Linked DNA regions of Homo sapiens: region 2 is linked to region 1. Evidence: read pairs that join two places in POLR2A ChIA-PET (ENCODE). Cell type or tissue: PC-9. All regions are shown on one strand.

Region 1 (4,000 bases):
ATGGCTAGGTCAGAGGTTGATAATGGAAGTAAGTGTGTGTGTGTGTGAGAGAGAGAGAGATATTTTATTATCAATACATATATTTTTTTAAAATGTGGTGAAAACTACCCAACACCTGTGCAGTCTGTCTTACCTTTCAGAGTTTCTCTTAAGATGGAAAATATTAAGTGTATTACTCATGGAATTATTTTAAACTGGAAGGCAAAGGGAGAGCAGATGATTCATCTCCAGCTCCAGAGACAAAGAGCAAATCAGTGCTGAAGACACTTCCCTCAGGCCTCAGGCCTCCGAACTTTGGGAGAAGCTGAAGGACGGGTACCTCCTGGGAGAAGCTCTGGGTCTGAGTTTGGGGAATCACTCAGGCCTCACTGCCTTCCCTGAATCCTGCCCCCAAGCCCTTGCCCACCTTGGGGACCTTGGACAGTGCCTGGCTGGGACTGCCAACATGACTAGGAGAGCATCTGGATTCTGTGTGGGGTGCTCCCCGGCACCTGCTCCAGACCATCCTGGGAGGTCCTCCCAAAGGCCATGAGAACCTGGCAGCCAAGAGAAGAGCTGGAGCCAGCATCCCCTCCTGAAGGTCACGGTCACCTTCACCACCTGGTGTCTTCCCACCACCAGCCCCGATGCCTGGGAAATGACCTTGCCCATCTGCGGTTCTGGGGCAAATGGACAGGGCTGAGCTGAGCTCCCGAGGCTTCCTGACCCCTGAATCCACACAGCACTTAAGAAACAGAAACAAGAAAGGGACTGAAAATACACACAGGGGAAAAACAGAAGTACAGATATGGCTTAAAGAAAACCATTATTGGAGATTTGCTGTTGAGGAAATAATAAATCAAGGTGACGATCCTTGGAGCAGGCACCTGCTAACACTTTCTGTAAAGATAAGCCAGTTTCACCTTAAAGAGGATGTTAAACAGATCTGTCAACCCCAGGCAAACTAGGTTGGCCAAATAAACTGACAATTAATAGATAGCACCAAAGATAAATGGCATTCTGAGAAGATTCACTTAAAGGCTGGCATTTTGAAAAGACAGTGTTTAGGGAAGAGATGATGAAGTTAAAGGATCAAGTGCCAGGCAGGAAATACAGCTCCTCCCAGCTCCAGCCTGAAATGCCTCATCCTGAACCCATGCTCTGCCTCTTAGGGCTGAAATCGAAATGTATGAATCACTCAACCAGAAAATTACAACTTCCCTTTTAAATATCTAGTTTTTAAAGGGTTAATCTACTCTTTAATGTCTTCATTTTAAACAGAGTAAGATCTAGGTTTTTTTTTAAGTCGGAGTAACTTTCCAAACATATAATAGACATCTAGAAAGATTGCAGAAGACTATAAAATAATAAGATTTAAAGCAGTCTCCCAAGAACATGCTGAGCCCATACAACGGGAGCACTTATTTGTTATTTGTTCACAGCCAAAGACAGAATGTGAAGCTCAAGTTCAATCTTCAGTTCATCAGCACATTAACTGCGGCTTCGTTTTAAAAAATCTACTTCTGAGGCTAAATGTTTAAGTAGGAACTTCTTTTTGATCCCATCCAGTTGGAAACTACTGATTTTCACCACAATGCTCCAAGTTCCACTAGTGTTTGCTTTCTCGGTCATGAGGCGCTACACAGGGAGGACTCCCAAAAGCAGGCAGAGAGCGTTCCCCACGGCTCACCACCTCCATCTTTCCACTGGGAGCCGCGTCCTCTGAGCCACAGCCCTGCCTTCCATTCCAGGGCATGCTCTTGACATGAAATTACTCCTTGTCACAGCAGAGCAGCTAGAACGGTCTCCATAACAACTCCTGCTCTGCAGGCTGCTAGGAGGGCTTTCTCTGCCTCTGTGTTCTCCATCTTCTCACCCAGCCAGGTGATAGGCTGGCTTCCTTCGTGATCCTAGTACCTTTCTTACAGGCAGCCTTAGACACAGGCCAGCGTCGAGAGGAGGGAGTCTCTCCCCTTCTCAGCAACTCAGTCCCTGCTTCCTTTATGGCTCCACGAGGTGCACGTTAGACTTGCCTGAGTCTGGGTCAGGGGACAGGGTTTCCTTTTTCTTCTGCTTCTGAACTATCCAGATCCAAGGAGAGACTTCCTGGGGTGTGACAAAGATTCTTTGCTTGGCCAAACTTTAGTCAGGCTTCTGAATCTACTCCTAGGCCTGTGTCTGCTTCCTTGTAAAATCCAGTTTCAGCAAATAATGCTGTCAAGGCAGTTTAGTAAGAATCTCCCATTGTTGTCACCCGGTCACCCTCTGTATCTGATCAAAATGCTTGACTCTTCACCCTTGGTATCTGATCACCCTGGACTGCCTTCAGCAGGAATCCTGTTTGGTTGGTTCAGCCAGAATTCCCCACAGATTTGATGTCTCATCTTAGCAATTTTCCATCTCCTGCCCCCTGCTCCTTGGCTATGCATCCGCACTTATCCAGGTACTCAGAACAGAGCCCAGTTCTTCACTGGGGCCTCTCTCCCCCTATTGCAATGGTCCCAAATAAAATTTGTCTTCTCCACTTTAACTTCTGAATGACCCTGGTTTTCTTCGGCAGGTGTTAGGACATGACTTACTGCCCATGCAGAAGCTCTCCCTCCCCTTATCTTGGCCTTTGCACTTCTCTTCCAAGTTTGAATTGCTGGTTTTGATTGGTGGCTCAATCCTCCTGCATCCCAGAGGACTCCTTCCTGGAGCCTGGGGCCATCCACCCTCCAGGATAGCTGAGAGCAGAGCATTGTCTCCTTATCGGACCCTTTGCAGATTGGCCCAGGGTGGCTGCAGTCTGTCTGACATCTAGGTCTTGACCTCAGCTTGGTCACTGTGCTCTTCCCTTTGAGAGGGCCCCTTTTCTTTACCCTGGAATTCATAAGGCTGTTTGTCAGATCTACCCAGGGAATGTCATCTTTCCCCTGACCGTCTGGCTTCCTGGTACCAGCCTTTGAAGCTGACTTGACCTGCTGGTGGGGCCCAGTCTCACTTCCTCCCGGGCTGCCCTATGGGGTGAGGAGTAACAGAGCTGGCGCACCAGCCATCCCTGATAGCACATGTGAGGGCACATCATCGCGGCCTGAGAGAGTGATAAGAGCCCAGCCACTGGCACATGAAAGGTCAGGCTCCTGGACTATGAACTTCCTTCCAGATTTCTGCAATAGCAATACACTGGGATGTTTCTGGGCCAGAAAACAAGGGGCTGGGTTGGGCACGGTGGCTCACACCTGTAATCCCAGCACTTTGGGAGGCTGAGGCAGGCAGATCACCTGAGGTCAGGAGTTCGAGACCAGCCTGGCCAATATGGTAAATCCCTGACTCTACTAAAAAATACAAATGTTAGCCAGGCATGGTGGGCGCCTGTAATCCCAGCTTCTCGGGAGGTTGAGGCAAGAGAATCACTTGAACCTGGGAGGCGGAGGTTGCAGTGAGCCGAGATCATGCCACTGAACTCCAGCCTGGGCGACAGAGCGAGACTCTGTCCAAAGAAAGGAAGGAAGGAAGGGAGGGAGGAAGGAAGGGAGGGAGGGAAGGAGGGAAAGAAAGGAGAGAGAAAGAGAGAAAGGAAGGAAGGAAGGAAGGAAGGAAGGAAGGAAGGAAGGAAGGAAGGAAGGAAGGAAGGAAAGAAAGAAAAGAAAGAAAAAAGAAAGAGAGAAAGAAAGAAAGAGAAAAGAAGGGAAAGAAAGGGAGGAAAGAAAGAAAAGAAGGAAGTAAAGAAATAAAAAAAGGAAATAAAGAAAAGAAGGAAAGAAAGAAAGAAAACGGGGCTGAAGATGTGGCCAACTGGCTAGCATAGGCCATTTGCCACCCTGGTGTAAATGTGCTTCCTTCTTATGACATTAGCATTTAGATTTGGTATTTGGAGTATCCTGATGTCATTGAGCCTTTTCATACTCACTCTTTATTAGAACATGTTCTCTTTTCTCTCTATTGTGGAGAGATAATATTGCAGCGTTCTGAATAATAGCAGGACAGTCACTGTTGTCCATGGCAACAAGGCTGCGTTGCAATGCTCCGTTTGGTAAAT
Region 2 (4,000 bases), 53 kb after region 1:
TTCCCCTTGACCATAGTTATTTCTGCTTGATACTATGCAAATGCCTTTATTTCACAATGCTTTTTCCTTGTTTCTTTAAACGAGAGCTTCAGAAACAAGTATAGTACACTGTGTTGCTTGAGACGTTCAAAATGCAACTAAGTCTTTCCATTCAAAGTTCAGAATATTCTTCTAAATTTAAATAAGATCCACTTGGGCTGAGCGCGGTGGCTCACGCCTGTAATCCCAGCACTTTGGGAGGCTGAGGCGGGAGGATCACGAGGTCAGGAGATCAAGACCATCCTGGCTAACGGGGTGAAACCCTGTCTCTACTAAAAATACAAAAAGTTAGCTGGGCGCGGTGGCGGGTGCCTGTAGTCCCAGCTACTTGGGAGGCTGAGGCAGGAGAATGGCATGAACCTGGGAGGTGGAGCTTGCAGTGAGCCGAGATCGTGCCACTGCACTCCAGCCTGGGCGACAGAGCGAGACTCCGTCTCAAAAAAAAAAAAAAAAAAAAAAGATCCACTTTACATTTTTGGAACGCAACCTGGTAAAGATCATTAAAATTAAAAATAATAATCTCTTTGGCTATAGATGTGACAAAGCATATAATAAAGCTAACATTCATGGAAGGTTTCCTGTGTGCCAGGCACAAGGCTAAGTGCTTTACAAGTATCATCATCTTTAATCATCACAATTCAGTGAGTAGATATATTATGATCCTCATTTTGCAAATTCAGAAGACTGGGCTACTGAATTCAACAAGACACCACTTTTTCCCCATGTGTTCATGAAATGTCACTATTAAAGTGGATATCCATTAAATTTAGAACATTAAACCCTGGCAGATGGGCAAAGAACACTAGAAACCACCCTTTCTATATGCCAGACACAGTGCTAGACCCTTGTCACAAACTATCTCATCCAACCTTCCCACTGCCTTACTATTTCCCAGAGGAAGAAATGAGGCTTAGGAAGATGGCAAACTACTGTGTTGAGATTGTTATTGGCTGCCAGGCCTAGTGCTGGGTGTTTTTCAATGGCCTCCTCATCAACAGACAATCCTCAGATAAGGAAACTCAGTGAAATGCATACAGTAAACAAACACATGAAAAAAATGGTCAACATCTCTAATAATAAAACATTACAACTGAAAACATCAATGAGGTACCAATTGCATTTGTCACATTAGCCAAACAATGCTAAATGCCAAAGGTAGTGACTTCATAGTGAAGCTAATTTATTTATATATTGCTGGTGGCATGTTTACGGCCAAACACTAAGATGCAGCATACAAATGTACGCCTGCTCTAAGATTACCCACAACGTGAAGGGAACCCAGCAAAATGAAAACAGCTGTTGTGTTAGAGTGGAATAAAATTTTTAATCTCTCAGATTGTCTTCACTCTTTTATAATATTGTTTTGACAATAAATAAAACTGGGGCAAAAAAGGATTTTATTATCCCATCTATCACTTATAGTTGAGGATTGCATTCCTGACTTCAATAAATCATCGATATGACCAAGAATTAATGAAAAAGCCAAGATTCAGTAATTTTAAGCTTCTGTTTTCACCTGAGATATCAAAAGTAGGCCCTAAAACACAGAATTTTATGATCCTCATTTAACCTCCTCATTTTCTTGATGAAGAAATGAAGGCCTAGAGACATAGAATTTCTTGTCAAGGTCAAACAGTTGCATGCAGAGCTGCAGCAAGCACCTGTTGCTCATTAAAAAAAAAAAATCCATAAAAGGAAAGTGCATTTGCTATTTATAGGAAACTGCCAAAAAATCGGCATAAAAGAAAATGGGCAGATCTCAGAATTCAAAGCTGGAGCAAATGTGTCCCTGGGGCCCATTCTAGAACTTCTGGTTGGGATGTGTTGGCCACCCGTCTCGAGCTAGGGTCTTACTCTGAGGCAGTGGTTCTCACTGTGGGGCCCCCGGGCCGGCTGCATCAGCATCACCTGGGAACTTGTTAGAAATACAAATATCTGGGACCCATTCATGGTAAAGTGAAACATAAATTCAGAGAGTGGGGCCCCGCAATATCTTTTAACAAGCTCTCCACACGTTTCTGCTGCATGCCAAAGGCTGAGAAACAGGCTCTAGGGCAGTGCCTCGCCAAGTTCAGCGCATAGGAATCACCTGGGGATCTTGTAAAACTGTAGGTTCTTATTCAACAGGTCGGAGGGATGGGGTCTGGGAGACTGCATTTCTAACAAGTTTTCAGGATATGCCAATGCTGCCTCTTTGGGGACCACACTTCGAGTAGCAAGATTCAAGTAAAGCCATGTGCCCATGTGAACAGATGCCAGGCCTGCATACATTGAACCTCAGCCCTCTGTGTCCTTCCTACTCCGAGTGTGGCCCAGACTCAGCATTGTGGGCACCCTCTGAAGCTTGTTAGAAATGCAGACTCTCAGCACCACCCCAGACCACTGCATGTAATCTGTGTTTTAAGAAAATCTGCAGGTTTACTTGGCAACATTAAATTTTGAGCAGTCCTGGTGGAGGGAGGCTGCTGGAGGCAGAGGGACAGTTAGCATCTCTGAGCCAGTCACCTCCACCAGGCAGCACCAAGACTCCACCCTAGTGCAACTGACAGATGTGACCTCCCACATTTGGAAAAGGCTGGTGGCCCAGGTGTAAGGGGAGGGGAGCTAGGGTGTCACCAGACAGAACAACCAACAACAGGGGCTGGGTAGGGGAGGACGGGGGACAGGAATCATGCAGGAGTATTTTTAATGCAAAAGTGTTAAGAAATAAGGCTTCTCCCCCGACAAAACCAAAATAAGACAAACAATGGCTGCTGTTGAAAGTTTTGCCAGGCAGTGCAACTTCGTCACATATGGGTGGGTGGGTGGCAGGCACTGAGGTTGTCATCACCTCCTCCTAAACCATCCCCCCCAGCCACAACCCTGCTCCAGAAACCAAGGAAGAAGTGGGAAAGGACTGCACAATGAAGAGAGGTTTGAGTTGGAAGCATTTTAGAGACATTGCCTACTGCATGAATTTCCTATGCTGCTGTAGGAAACCACCACAAAGTCAGTGGCTTAGAACAACATAAAAGCATCTCACGGTTCTGGAGCTCAGAAGTTCTAAAATCAGCCAGGCACGGTGGCTCACGCCTGTAATCCTAGCACTTTGGGAGGCTGAGGTGGGTGGATCACCTCAGGTGAGAAATTCGAGACCAGCCTGGCCAACATGATGAAACCTCATCTCTACTAAAAATACAAAAATTACCCAGCTACTTGGGAGGCTGAGGCAGGAGAATCGCTTGAGCCCTGGAGGCGGAGGTTGCAATGAGCCGAGATTGCACCATTGCACTCCAGCCTGGGCGACAGAGCGAGACTCCGTCTCAAAAAATAAAAAGAAGTTCTAAAATCAAAAAGTCAGTGGGGCTGTGTTCCATCTGCAGGCCTTAGAAAAGGACATATTTATCTGCCTTTTCCACCTGCATTCCTTGGCTCATGGCACCTTCCTCCATCTGCAAAGCCAGCAGTGCAGCGTAGCATCTTCAAACCTCCCCCTTTCCAACTTCTGCTTCTATCTTCACATCTCCCCCTCTGAATTTCCCACCTCTCCCTTTCTTTTCTAAGGACCCCTGAGATGACACTGGACCTCCTAGATAATCCAGATTAATGCCCCATCTCAAGGTCTTTAATTTAATCATATCTGCAAAGTCCCTTTTGCCATGAAGGATGACATATTCACAGGTCCAGGGGTTAGGATGGGGACATCTTTGGGGGTGGGGGGGAGGGTCATTGCTCAGCCTCCACACCCTTTTTCTAAAGCTTCTCTCATGGGTCTGTGGGGAAGGACGCCACCTTGCCAGGGGGCTTGCTGGGCTCCTGTGGCCCTTCTTTGAATCTGGAAGATAATGTTAATGTCACTGCCTCATTCAGAGCTGAGAACATTGTAGTATTTCATGTGTCAGACTTCCCACTGTCAGCAGGACTTAGCTTAAGTTATTTATAGTGTCAATGACTTGCCTTTTGCATTAATGTAACTGTTTGT

The links. ChIA-PET counts read pairs that join two places held together with the same protein. Peaks named below come from ENCODE experiments on the same cell type or tissue, not always from the same donor. Only the 100,000 strongest peaks of a DNase experiment are listed, where the experiment ranks them.
Region 2: POLR2A ChIA-PET joins it to region 1 with 5 read pairs; 2 of 35 experiments call an interaction of 5 or more read pairs at or near these places.

The regions. Positions count from the first base shown.
Region 1 is chr13:30,020,695-30,024,694 of GRCh38, forward strand. No RefSeq gene overlaps it. Among named protein-coding and RNA genes, the nearest start is that of LINC00544, 86 kb to the left of the region's middle. In PC-9, no CTCF peak of the experiment used is centred here; DNase peaks (open chromatin) are centred at 177 and 2,267; H3K27ac peaks cover 2,691 bases.
Region 2 is chr13:30,073,488-30,077,487 of GRCh38, forward strand. No RefSeq gene overlaps it. Among named protein-coding and RNA genes, the nearest start is that of LINC00365, 33 kb to the right of the region's middle. In PC-9, no CTCF peak of the experiment used is centred here; no DNase peak of the experiment used is centred here.